2 separate regions of the Homo sapiens genome follow, and region 1 is linked to region 2. The links are chromatin contacts, found by Hi-C or POLR2A ChIA-PET in ENCODE. All regions are on one chromosome and are shown on one strand. Each heading gives the region's core, a stretch centred on a gene start or an enhancer-like site at or near the end of the contact. The rest is flanking DNA. Distances are from core to core; before and after follow the strand shown.

Region 1 (6,878 bases), core at 1,315-3,814, 530 kb after region 2:
ATACAAATTAGCCAGTGGTGGTGCGTGCCTGTAATCCCAGCTACTCAGGAGGCTGAGGCAGGAGAATTGCTTGAACCCGGGAGGCAGAGGTTGTAGTGAGCCAAGATCGCACCATTGCACTCCAGCCTGGGCAACAAGAGTAAAACTCCATCTCAAAAACAAAAACCAAACCAAAACAAAAAACTTCATTCATTTTCTCTAAAAGATAAGGACTATTTTTTAAATTATTACACCTAAAAACATGAACAGTAATTCCTTAATATCATCAAATGTCCAGTCCTCTGCTGACCTTTTAACCCTCAATGACTCCTAGTGGGTGCTGTTGACCCTGACCCATCAAATTCGTTACTACTTCTCCAGAGGAGTGATGAGGACGAGGGATAAGTAAAGAGGCAAACGAGTTTCCACATCTGCTTGAATCCTGGCCTTGTCTTTCCTCCAAGTCTCTGTTTTCCCTGTAAAACCTAATTTCATTCAACAAATATTGAGGCACCTACTCTGTGCCTAACAGTCCCTACCCTCAAAGAGAGACAGTGAGCCAGATGCTTAAGTCTTCAAAGAATGGGGATGAGTCGCCCAGGGATCTGCAATGAGGAGGGGCAAGTGCAGATGGCAGAGTATAATGACAGGAGCCTTGAAGGGGCCGGAGGGCTTTAGGGAGTCTGAGGGACAACGGGGTGTAAGGAAGACGCTTCCCGCCTTCAGAGGCTGTGGAGTGTGGAATGTGAGGGAAGAAACGGTCACCACTTGAGAGGGGGTATGGGGGCACTCTCCTTCAGGGCAGCTGGGTTTGTGATTAGCACAAGAGGTTGAAGGGAATGCTCAGAGAAGAGGAATATTGGGAATTTGGCTGATGACTGCGGGAATTTGGCTGATGACTACCTGAGTTTCAGATGTAAAAGATTTGGAAGGTGGAGAAGGTTGACTGGATCAGAATAAGGGCTAGACAGAGCAAGCCATAAGTTCTTTGTAAAAAATTCATTTATTTATTATTTTTCAAAAGATGGGGTTTCTATATGTTGCCCAGGTGGACTAAGCTCAAGTGATCCTCCTGCCTCAGCCTCCCAAGTAGTTGGGACTACAGGCACAGGGCACTGCATCCAGCTCACTTCTCAGCACCACTAAATAGTGGCTGTTAACAGTTATTGGCCGGGCACGATGGCTCACACCTGTAATCCCAACACTTTGGGAGGCTGAGGCTGGTGGATCACAAGGTCAGGAGATAGAGACCATCCTGGCCAACATGGTGAAACCCCATCTCTACTACAAATACAAAAAATTAGCCAGGTGTGGTGGCAGGCACCTGTAGTTCCAGCTACTCAGATGACTGAGGCAGGAGAATCCCTTGAACCCGGGGGGCGGAGGTTGCAGTGAGCCAAGATCGTGCCACTGCACTCCAGCCTGGGCAACAGAGCAAGACACCATCTGAAAAAAAAAACAAAAACATTTATGGTGGTCCGGGCACGGTGGCTCATGCCTGTAATCCCAGCACTTTGGGAGGCTGAGGCAGGTGGATCACCTGAGGTCAGGAGTTCAAAACCAGCCTGACCAACATGGTGAAACCCCCATCTCTACTAAAAATACAAAATTAGCTGGGTGTGGTGGTGCACTCCTGTAGTCCCAGCTACTCAGGTGGCTGAGGCAGGAGAATCGCTTGAACCTGGGAGGCAGAGGTTGCAGTGAGCTGAGATCACACCACTGCACACCAGCCTGGGCAACAAGAGCGAAACTCTGTCTCAAAAATAAATAAATAGATAAAAAATAAACAGTTATGGTGAAGCTCAATGCTGACAAACGCAACAGAGAGGTCACTTGGGGACAAACTCTGATAAGGCTGCTGTCATTCAGCCCTTCATTCATTAAATCAAGCCTTTTTCATCAAAGTTTTCTGGTGAGAGTCCTGGGGTTAGGAAAGGACCCTATCCCAGGTACAGTCTTCCCCAGAAGCCTCTTCTAGTAATTTTGAAATATATGACATTATTATTAACTATAGTCAAATGTGCTCACCATAAAAAATTGGTAAGTAGGTGAGGTTGGCTTGATTTAATTATTCCACAATGTATACATCTATCAAAACATCACATTCTACCCCAAAAATATGTACAATTCTTTCAATTAAAAAATTAGTTTTAATTATTATTTTTTTTTTTTGAGACAGAATCTCTCTCTGTTGCCCAGGCTGGAGTGCAGTGGCGCGATCTCGGCTCACTGCAACCTCTGCCTCCCGGGTTCAAGCGATTCTCCTGCCTCAGCCTCCTGAGTAGCTGGGATTATAGGCGCTACCATCACACCCAGCTAATTTTTGTATTTTTAGTAGAAACAGGGTTTCACCATGTTGGTCAGGCTGGTTTGAACTCCTGACCTCGTGATCCACCCGCCTCGGCCTCCCAAAGTGCTGGGATTACAGGCGTGAGCCACCGCGCCTGGCCTATTTTTAATTTTCTAAAAAAGATTTGCCATCTCTCCGCAGGCCCCATAGCTCCTCTGATCTGGGAGGCAGGATTTCATCCGCCGCCCCCAGGCCTGGAGAGTAGATTGCATCAGGCCAGGGAGTGACTCAGCCACCCCTTGCTGTTGGACTTCAGTGACTCACACTGCCTGCCCGCAGGGTGTCTATAACCTAGGTGCTTCATGACAAGAAGTGGCTTGAAGTCTGTGGGAACAAGGTCCTTCCGCCAGCACTGAGGAGGGAGGTTGGGAAGCTTAACGGTTTTCCTGGGACGAGGAAAGGGGTATGAAGGTTCTTTTTTCCCTGTCTTGGGAAGGGAGGAGGATGAGCTGTGGCACTCCTAGAGCAGGGTCATCATTACCGTGTAGACACAACTGATTACCAGTATCTGCCTTCAGGTTTCCACAGTCACGGAGTATTGGAGAGTGGTGACGAAGAAGGCACCGAGCCCTGGAAGGGGCAGTAAAGGTTTGAGCAAAGGCCCAACTGATCACTTCATCTCTCCTTTCAGTCCTGGACGCACAATATCCAGCGAGAGAAAGAGTTTCTGCGGAAGCTGGTGAAAGCTCGCGTCATCACTGATCTAAGCAGTGGCATCTGAGTGGGCCCAGCACATGGCCATAGAGGCCCAGGCACCACCAGGAGCAGCAGCCAGCACCACCTACACAGGAGTCTTCAGACCCAGAGAAGGACGGTGCCAAGGGCCCCAGGGGCAGCAAGGCCTTGGTGGAGCAGCCAGAGCTGTGCCTGCTCAGCAGCCAGTCTCAGAGACCAGCACTCAGCCTCATTCAGCATGGGTCCTTGATGCCAGAGGGCCAGCAGGCTCCTGGCTGTGCCCAGCAGGCCCAGCATGCAGGTGGTGGGACACTGGGCAGCAAGGCTGCTGCCGGAATCACTTCTCCAATCAGTGTTTGGTGTATTATCATTTTGTGAATTTGGGTAGGGGGGAGGGTAGGGATAATTTATTTTTAAATAAGGTTGGAGATGTCAAGTTGGGTTCACTTGCCATGCAGGAAGAGGCCCACTAGAGGGCCCATCAGGCAGTGTTACCTGTTAGCTCCCTGTGGGGCAGGAGTGCCAGGACCAGCCTGTACCTTGCTGTGGGGCTACAGGATGGTGGGCAGGATCTCAAGCCAGCCCCCTCCAGCTCATGACACTGTTTGGCCTTTCTTGGGGAGAAGGCGGGGTATTCCCACTCACCAGCCCTAGCTGTCCCATGGGGAAACCCTGGAGCCATCCCTTCGGAGCCAACAAGACCGCCCCAGGGCTATAGCAGAAAGAACTTTAAAGCTCAGGAGGGTGACGCCCAGCTCCGCCTGCTGGGAAGAGCTCCCCTCCACAGCTGCAGCTGATCCATAGGACTACCGCAGGCCCGGACTCACCAACTTGCCACATGTTCTAGGTTTCAGCAACAAGACTGCCAGGTGGTTGGGTTCTGCCTTTAGCCTGGACCAAAGGGAAGTGAGGCCCAAGGAGCTTACCCAAGCTGTGGCAGCCGTCCCAGGCCACCCCCATGGAAGCAATAAAGCTCTTCCCTGAGCCTGGCCTCTTTTTGCCTTCTCTGACTTTCCTGGAAGAAACAGGAACCTAAAGCCTTAGCAACTATGCCAAACCCTCGGGCCCTCTCTCCAGTCCACAGAGTCCTGGGTCCCTTTCACTTCTTGTGTCAATGCAGGACCTAGGTAGCCATCCAGAGGCCTCTGGAGCATCTCCTGTATCCTCTTTGCTTTGAGACCAGAGGTTTCAGGGCACACTCTTAGAGGAGACAGAGGCACAGGACTGGAGCCCTAGGACATTGCCTTGGGGTGCCACAGCCCCACCTCTGGAAGGACAGATATTCCTGCAAGCACAGGAAAGATATACTGCTGAGCCCCTGCAGCAAGCAGAGGCTCACAGACCTACCCTACTACTGACACTCCCGTCCCTCTGGGAAGGACATGCCCCAGCCCCAATCATTAGCACAGAGGCACACCCTCTCCCTTCAGCCCTGCTCTAGGTATCCTCTGTCATACTTTAGAAAAGATATCACGTCGCCTTCTTAAGAGTCCTAGAGTCTGATCCCTCTCTTCCCCAGCATCCCCAGGCAGGCCTGAGAATGGACAGACCAGACTGTCGCCTGCACTTGAGGCCATGAAGTGAGCTTTCTGTCACACACTGCCACTGTGGCAGGCAGTAAGTGGGGTGGCCGGCTCCTGCTCCTCTCTCCTGCCCACCCCAATCCAAGACTCCAGGCAGCCCTGGGCTGCCCTCCCACTGGTGAGCCCTAAGGCTGGAGTCCCGGCCATCCCAGGGACCAGCAGCCTCCCACATGCTCCTTCCCACTGTGGCCGGCCTTAGGCAGAAGCCTCCTGGGCTAGGGGGGTAAGGGAGGCCCTGACTGAGGGACAGGTCAACCCAGAAACCCCCTCCATTTCTACCGGAAATAAGGCCACTACCATGCACATGTTCCTGCCTGGATGGTGCCCCGTGGAGTTGTACAGGGCATAGGCTGAATGGCCATAAGTGGTGTCCCTGGCTGAAAAAGCCCCAAGGCAGGTGCCCCAACTGAGCAGCCGGTTGTGGGAGGTGACAGAGCAGACTGCTCCCTGCTTGGCCTCCTATCCCAGGGGGCTCCTGGCACGCCTGCAGCAGCCCCACCACCTCCAGCAGCAGTTCTCTGTGGTCTGACTTCTAGTCCTCACCACCGCGGAAAACTACTTTCACACCAGCTATGGTTCTGAGCCCTGGCCATGCACCAGAATCACCTGTGCAATTTGAAAACTGCACATGTCCACCCTGAAAGTCTGATTTGGGTCTGGGTTGAGGCCCGGATGTGGGTAGTTTTTAAAGGTCCCTAGTGGTTCAGAAGCATAGCCAGGGTACAGCTGGTCCACACACATCCCCAGCACTCTCATCCCTGACCACAGCTTCCAATTGCCAGTTGGTTGACAATTCCCAAATTGCCTTTGCCAGCGCAGCTCTCTCTGCTTCCTTCCAGGCTACAAATTCACCGGCTTCCTGAACATTTCCACTTGGATAATCCACAGGCCCTTCCAACTCAACATGTCCAACACCGAACTCATGAGCCCCTGCCTTTCCTCCCAGGAGCCGGGATGTACCCCTCCCCCAGGTCACCCCGCCAAAGGCACACTTTTGCAGGGTCTACCTACCTCCTCACCCTATCCAGTCAGGCACTAATGAATTTTCAAAATTGCGTGTTCCAGATTGGGGCCTGGCAGCCCCACGCTCCCCTCATGCCCTGCATCAGACCTCATCCTCTTTCCACAGCAGCCTCCACCTTTCTCTCCAACCCCATCCTCTTTACTACAGCCAGAGTCATCCACAAAAAATGCCTGTCTGATTACACCATTCTGCTCAAAACCCTCCCATGGTCCCCAGTGTTAGGATCTTTCCATCCATGTTACTCACCCAGCCCTCAACCCACCTGCCAAATTGCCATAATTAGGCATCTGAAATGCTGCCCTCCAGCTACCTACTTCAAGACTCAGCTCAGATGTTCCTCCTCTGTGACCCCTGCCTTCAGCCCTCAGTACCCACTTCTGCCAACACTGCCCCTGCTGTGCCCCAGTGACTCCCGTGTTTGCAAGTGTGTCCGTACTCCAAGCCCTAAGCAGCACAGGAGGTGAGCTGTGGGGAGACTAGAGCAGAGTCAGATCCTGAAAGCTGCGCAGAGGCTAAGCAACCCAACAAGGCAGGTGAACTGGCCGCTGAGAGAAGAATCGGGTGGAGCAGAGAGCAGCTGCTGCAGGGCAGACAGCCGGACCCCCAAATCTGCACGTACCAGCAGTCAGCCGCCCCACGCAGGGACCGGCTTACCCCTCGCTCCCCGCCCTCACTCACTTTCTCCCGCCCTCGGCCCGGCCTCCCAGCTCTCTACTTCGCGAGTCTACAAACTCAACTCCCGGTTTCCGTGCCTCTCCACCGCTCGAGTTCTCTACTCTCCATATCCGAGGGGCCCCTCCCAGCATCTACCCCCCTCCCAACCTCGGGGGACCTAGCCAAGCTAGGGGGGACTGGATCCGACGGGTGGAGCAGCCAGGTGAGCCCCGAAAGGTGGGGCGGGGCAGGGGCGCTCCCAGCCCCACCCCGGGATCTGGTGACGCTGGGGCTGGAATTTGACACCGGACGGCTGCGGCGGCGGGCAGGAGGCTGCTGAGGGATGGAGTTGGGCCCGGCCCCCAGACAAGGCCCGGGGGCTCCGCCAGCAGCAGGTCCCTCGGGCCCCAGCCCTCGCTGCCACCCGGGCCTGGAGCCCCACACCCGAGGTAAGCCAGCCCACTTGCCTGTTTCTGGTCCCAGCCCTGGATGGACGCTCTTGGGCTGGGGGAGAGGACAGGACCACCCCCCTCCTCTCCTTTCTTGCATCCTCCCTCTCTTGGGCCCTCGGCACAGTTCTCCGCCCCTCCCAGCCCCTCAGTCCCTCTTGTCG
Region 2 (6,285 bases), core at 1,210-3,709:
TTATTTGCCCGCTTTGGCCTCCCAAAGTGCTGAGATTACAAGTCTGAGCCACAGTGCCTAGCCCCAAGATGTGATTTTAGATGTTACAGAGAGAATATAATACGCAAGTGCAACATATTGATATTTAAATTCTCTTTTTATCTTTCTGATTATGTCAAAACATCCTTTCTGCTCATTACCCCCATTGTGCTCCTTTTCATGACTTAAAATCTCTTCTGCTCATAAGCCCTCAGTTTTATCCATTTGTCACTCTCAGTAGATGGGCTTTTGCAGCTCACCAGGCCTTGGTTTGACTTCTGAGCCTACACTTACTACTTACGTTGAATCACTTAACTTTTTGGACCTCTGTTTTCTCCTGTTAAATGTTTTGTTGTGAATACTGAATGAGCTTACTTAGGTAAAAAACTTGTATAGGGCAGGCGTGGTGGCTCACGCCTGTAATCCCAGCACCTCGGAAGGCCAAGGCGGGTGAATCACCCAAGGTCAGGAGTTCCAGACCAGCCTGGCCAACATGATGAAACCCAGTCTCTACTAAAAATACAAAAATTAGCCGGGCTTGGTGGCGGGTGCCTGTAATCCCAGCTACTTGGGAGGCTTAGGCAGGAGAATCACTTGAACCCAGGAGGCGGAGGTTGCAGTGAGCCAAGATCGTGCCACTGCACTCCAGCCTGGGCAACAAAAGCAAAACTCCGTCTCAAAAAAAAAAAAAGAACCTAGTATAGTGTTGTAATAGTTAACTGTAATAAATAGTTAACTTTTTTTTTGGACAGGGTCTCGCTCTGTTGCTCAGGCTGGAGTGCCATGGTGCCATCATGGCTCACTACAGTCTCGACCTCCTGGGCTCAGGTGATCTTCCCATCTCAGCTTCCAGAGTAGCTGGGACTACAGGCACGAGCCACTACGCCTGGCTAATTTTTGTGTTTTTAGTAGTAGAGTTGAGGTTTCATCATGTTGCCCAGGCTGGTCTTGAACTCCTAGGTGCAAACGGCCTGCCCACCTCAATCTCCCAAAGTGTTGGGGTTATAGGCTTGAACCGTTATGCCCAGCTGTTATTGTTAACTTTTACTCTTACCAGGCATTGTGCTGAGCACTTCATATGCATGATATTCCTTGATCCACAGAACAGCACTTTAGATTGGTATTAGAATTCTCTATTTTACAAAGGAGGACATTGAAGCTTAAAGAGGTGATACAACCTTTCCACTGTCTCACAGCTAATAAGTGGATGAATTGGGATTCAAACCCAGACTTTCTGAACCTGAAATTCTTGAACTTGGCCTCTACAGAGTACTTTTTTTTTCTTACTTTTTATTTTATTGTATTTTTTTGAGATGGAGTCTCACTCTGTCGCCCAGGATGGAGTGCAGTGGTGTGATCTCGGCTCACTGCAACCTCCGCCTCCTGGGTTCAAGCGATCTCCTGCCTCAGCCTCCCAAGTAGCTGGGATTACAGGTGCCTGCCACCACGCCTAGCTAATTTTTGTATTTTTAGTAGAGACGGGGTTTCACCATGTTGGCCAGGCTGGTCTCGAACTCCTGACCTCAGGTGATCCACCCGCCTCGGCCTCCTGAAGTGCTGGGATTACAGGCATGAGCCACTGCGCCCAGCCCTTTTTTTTTCTTTTACATAGTACTTTTGCATATATCTTAGATGCTCAATAAATGTGAGTTCCTCCTTCTTGCCTTCTGCTATCATCCTTATCACTTTCCAGTACCTCTTTCTGTATCTTTTTACCCCTTCCTTCTGTCTTGGAGCAGAAGAAAGACTACAACTTCACAGCCATTGTATCTGTTCTCCACACTTTTCTCTGACATCAGAAACTCTTCATTATTGGTTTTCCAGGGCTTTTTCAGTCTTCTCTCCATGCATGTTTCCCCATTTTGGAAAAAATAATTCTTCACTTTCTTTCAACATCATGTTTCTCAACAGGTAGTTATTAACTTCTGTTCGTTTCTCCTCTACTACCTGCTCTTCAGTTCTTGCCACCTGGTGTTCTTTCCCTCATTAATCAGGGACACAGGAGGAGAAATTTGCCATTTGTGTAGGACAGACAAGAGAAAGGGAGTAATGAATGTGACAGATAAGCATTAATCAGGAAGAGACATTGGGGAGTTCAGACCAATTGACCTTTATTTCCTCAGTGAACTGTGGGCAAGTTTATCTGCTGGGAGGGGATTGAGAGATTGGAAAACCTCCTGTGGGGAACAGGAAAGGCTGCTGGCCAGGAGAATTCAGAGGACTGGTAAAGGCCTGCTAGAGTGGGCACTGCTGGCAAGGTGACAAGTTTCTTTCTGTCCAAGTGCAGCTGCCATAGTATATGTGTGGATAAGGGAAAATGTCAGATTCATCCCCAGATAAGATTTGACAGGACATGTGTAGTGGAAGGACAAGGACATGGGCAAGGGAACCGATGCTTGTTAGAGCATTGTTGAAGTGGCCACCTATGAGGCAATGGAGGCAAGAACTAGAGGGCTGACAACTGAGAAGTGCGGGGGTGGGGACTGTGACCCACAGAGGTTTGATTTTGAGGTATTTGGAAGGCTTGCTATTCCTTCGGTGAAAATTTCTTCGGTGCCTGCTGTTGTCAAGACTTGTTAGGAGTAACTGTCTGGCATTCGTGTAATGTATTAGGGACTTGTCCTGGTATTTGCTCTGTTTGTAGCAATTTGCCAAGCACAGGGGCACAAAAGTAGAATCAGACACAGCCCCTGCCCTCAAAAGCTTATAGTTTATAGGTGAAACTCACATAAACTTTGTGGAAACAATATGGAAAGGTCACTTCATCTATATGGAGGTCTGTATCGGGCAAACAGGAACAGAGAGTTGAGAATTGACTCCCTGGGAACACCTTGCATGGAGGTTGGGGTAAACTTTTCACTTCTGCTGTTTTCCCTCTCATTGATGGTGAGTTCCTTGGGCAAATTATTTGGACAGTGATCTGTGTGTTCCAGGTACTCGGTGCCATTTTTTAAAGATGTATTAATGTCTCTTTGTTCCCAGGTGGAAGAAGCTGGGCAGGTGTTCCTGTTAATGAAAAAGGATTATCGAATCTCCCGAAATGTTCGCCTGGCTTGGTTCCTCAGTCATCTGCACCAAACTGTGCAGGCCACACCCCAGGAGATGCTGGTGAGGCTTAGACACACGAAAGGTGTGAGGGGCCAGCCCAGAAGGATCTGTTTTTTAGGAGAGTGCTAGAAACAGACAGGGTGGGAGACTAACTCTTAAGTCTGGTTAGGGCAAGGGACTGCCTACAAGATGATGGAAATTTTAAAAAATAATTTTTCCAGAGAGTGAGAGGAAGAGTATACGGTTAGATTGAGGGAGGTAGAGCCAATGATGTGTCATTTGGGATATAGAAGGCAGGTCCTGGGAAGAAAGGGATACTTCGCTGATCCTTTCCTTTTCTTTCCATCCTAATTTTCAGCTTCAGTCTGAACAGGAATTGGAAGTCCTCAGTGTCCTGCCCCCTGGGTGGCAGCCAGATGAACCAGTGGTCCCAAGGCCATTCCTCCTGGTACCTTCCACCCGGGTCACCTTCCTGGCTTGGCAGTATCGGTTTGTCATTGAGTTGGACCTTAGCCCATCTACTGGCATTGTGGTAAAGGATTGAAGGGAGACTGTGGGAAGAAAGGATGGGGTGGGGTGTGAGGAGAGGGAGAGGCCTGTGGGGAAGTGAAAAATGGTCCCAGCCTACCATTTTGGAGAGAAGACAGGCTTATAAAGGAATGATGGGTGTTTAAAAAGAGCACTGGGCCAGCTGTGGTGACTCATGCCTACAATCCCAGTGCTTTGGGAAGCCAAGGCGGGCTGATTACTCGAGCTCAGGAGTTCGAGACTAGCCTGGGCCACATGGCAAAACTCCCTCTCTATAAAAAATACAAAAATTAGCCAGGCATGCTGGCATGCACCTGTCCTAGCTACTCGGGAGGCTGAGGTGGGAGGATTGCTTGAGCCCAGGAGGTCGAGGCTACAGTGAGCCGGGATCAGGCCACTGCGCTCTAGCGTGGGCAACAAAGCAAGACCCTGGTTTTGTTGTTTTTGTTTCCAAAAAACACCCCAGAAACTGTTCCATGTGTGGCACTGTATTTGGGTGTGCGATCATCCATAAGTTAAGTGTCCTACTGACCCATGGAAGCTGCATGTTTCTGCCCTCTGGTTAGGGCTGCCTTTGGACCCCCTTGAGTGCTCTTTCTCTGCCCTCAGGATGATTCCACAGGGGAGATCTTGTTTGATGAAGTTTTCCATGCCCTGTCCCGCTGCTTAGGCGGGCTGCTTCGGCCCTTCCGAGTGCCTGGATCTTGCATCGACTTCCAGCCTGAGATCTATGTAACTATCCAGGCCTACTCCTCCATCATTGGACTGCAGTCCCACCAGGTATTGCATCATCTCTCCAAGTTTGTACCCTCAGACCAAATTTCTATTAGTCCTCTGACCAAGTCCTTATCCTGTCTCTGCTGTTTGTCCCCAAAGTCCCGAGCTCTGCTGGCTTCTTGAACCTGTTTTCTAGTCATCCTCATGAGTCTCTCTCTCCTTGAGAAGAACCAGTTCCTCTGGACTTAAAGGGCTTTCCTATAGACTTCGGGTCAGTTGGTGTTGATTGGACACCTGCCTTTTTCACTGCTCCTGTAAATCTCTTTGATTCTGACCACTGGATGTCTGTTTTCTCCATTCCCCTCTTCTCCTTTAGTTCTGTTGGATGGTTTGCTGATGCGCTGGCTCTGGCTAGTACCCTCAGGAGATGGTCTTTTGGAATAGTTTTGTGATTTTGAAAGACAGCACATAACCCAGAAATGTAATTGGTTTCAAGGATAGAGGAGGGTCATTTTTTGTTGTTGTCTTTTTTTGAGACGGAGTTTCGCTCTTTTTGCCCAGGCTGGAGTGCAATGGCACAATCTTGGCTCACTGCAACCTCCGCCTCCTGGGTTCAAGCGATTCTCCTGCCTCAGCCTCCCAAGTAACGGGGATGATAGGCACTCACCACCAGGCCCAGCTTATTTATTTATTTATTTATTTTTAGTAGAGACGGGGTTTTGCCATGTTGGCCAGGCTGGTCTTGAACTCCCGACCTCAGGTGATCTGCCAGCCTCGGCCTCCCAAAGTGCTAGGATTACAGGCGTGAGCCACCGTGCCCAGTGTGGGTCATTTTTTTTTTGAGGGCCATGTGAACTGTTGGTTATAATGCTGACCACACAGATAATTACAGGGCTTATCCAGCACTCAAGGAGGCTATCACAAGACACTCCTTTTGGAGAATGGCCAAGTCTGTTACTGGAATATCTGTTTATGACTTAGATAAGCATTGGCCCAGTTTCCCCTCATCTGCTTTTAACTACCCTTAACTCATTGGTAAAGGCTTTCCCTGAAACTGTCCGTGATGGCTGCATTGTCACCTTAGCTATCAAACTGGATTTGAGAGATAAGATATTGGGAACATGATCTAAGGGTCTGAAACATACAGCAACAAAATTGGTGCATACCTGGATCCCAGGGCAGGGATTGCCAGCCCTCTGCCCTAGTTTAAAGTGCTTTCCTAGTATAGCCGTTAGGACTATCAGTTGTGGGCTGCATCCCCAGATGGGGGCCAGGTTTTGCAGGCACTGATAGCCAAGGCAGGGAGAGCATGGATGTTAGGTAATCACTCAAAACTTGGTTCAGGTTGGCAAACACTTAATGAAGCCTGAGCTATACCAGGCCTGAGCAGGTCCTGAAGACACAGATGAATCAGACCTTGTCTTTCTCCTGATGTGAAGAGTTGAGATTTTAGTGGGGGAGATAAATATTAAAGGGAGGTAATTGTAGTTGAATGTGATAAGGGCACCGATAAGATGACTCAGGTGCTATGGGAGCACCAAGAGGGAGCACCCAACCAAGCATGGGGCCACAATAGAGAAGTCTTTCAGACAAAGCAGCATTTGTTTTTCATGTTTTTGAGACAGAGTCTTGCTCTGTTGCCCGGGCTAGAGTGCAGTGGTGCAACCTTGGCTCACTGCACCCTCCACCTCCTGGGTTCAAGCAATTCTCCTGCCTCAGCCTTTCAAGTAGCTGGGATTACAGGTGCCCACTACCACACCCGGCTAATTTTTGTTTTTTTTGTTTTTTTTGGTAGAGACAGGGTTTCACCATGTTGGCCAGGCTGCCCTCGAACTTCTGACCTCAAGTGATCCACCTGCCTCAGCCTCCCAAAGTGCTGGGATTACAGGCATGAGCTACTGTGCCTGGCCCAAAGCAGCATTTGAACTGAGTTTTGAAGAAAGAATTGAGGTTAACCATTCAAAGAAGGGGAAA

Evidence for each region. A loop is a pair of places that touch in the nucleus more often than their neighbours do. ChIA-PET counts read pairs that join two places held with the same protein, here RNA polymerase II (POLR2A).
Region 1: a loop to region 2 is called in a map of HepG2, with 21 times the contacts of the local background. The contact joins two enhancer-like sites. A Hi-C loop is called at or near these places in 1 of 168 maps with a recorded cell type or tissue (HepG2). POLR2A ChIA-PET finds 5 or more read pairs at or near these places in 1 of 52 experiments (HEK293).

The regions. Positions count from the first base shown.
Region 1 is chr1:43,927,172-43,934,049 of GRCh38, forward strand. ST3GAL3 (ST3 beta-galactoside alpha-2,3-sialyltransferase 3) reads left to right here. Exons shown (of 12, transcript NM_006279.5): 12 at 2,961-3,988. The coding sequence ends at 3,050. It overlaps ARTN (artemin), which reads left to right and starts at 6,630. Exons shown (of 5, transcript NM_057091.3): 1 at 6,630-6,714. RefSeq lists enhancers at 2,426-2,720, 3,647-3,706, 4,892-5,392, 6,022-6,071 and a silencer at 6,582-6,671. Within about 2 kb of position 2,565, at least 4 of the 41 ENCODE cell types and tissues checked have a DNase peak (open chromatin) inside an H3K27ac peak, as active enhancers do.
Region 2 is chr1:43,400,177-43,406,461 of GRCh38, forward strand. SZT2 (SZT2 subunit of KICSTOR complex) reads left to right here. Exons shown (of 72, transcript NM_001365999.1): 2 at 3,001-3,126; 3 at 3,425-3,598; 4 at 4,204-4,374. Among named protein-coding and RNA genes, the nearest start is that of SZT2, 13 kb to the left of the region's middle. Within about 2 kb of position 2,460, at least 3 of the 41 ENCODE cell types and tissues checked have a DNase peak (open chromatin) inside an H3K27ac peak, as active enhancers do.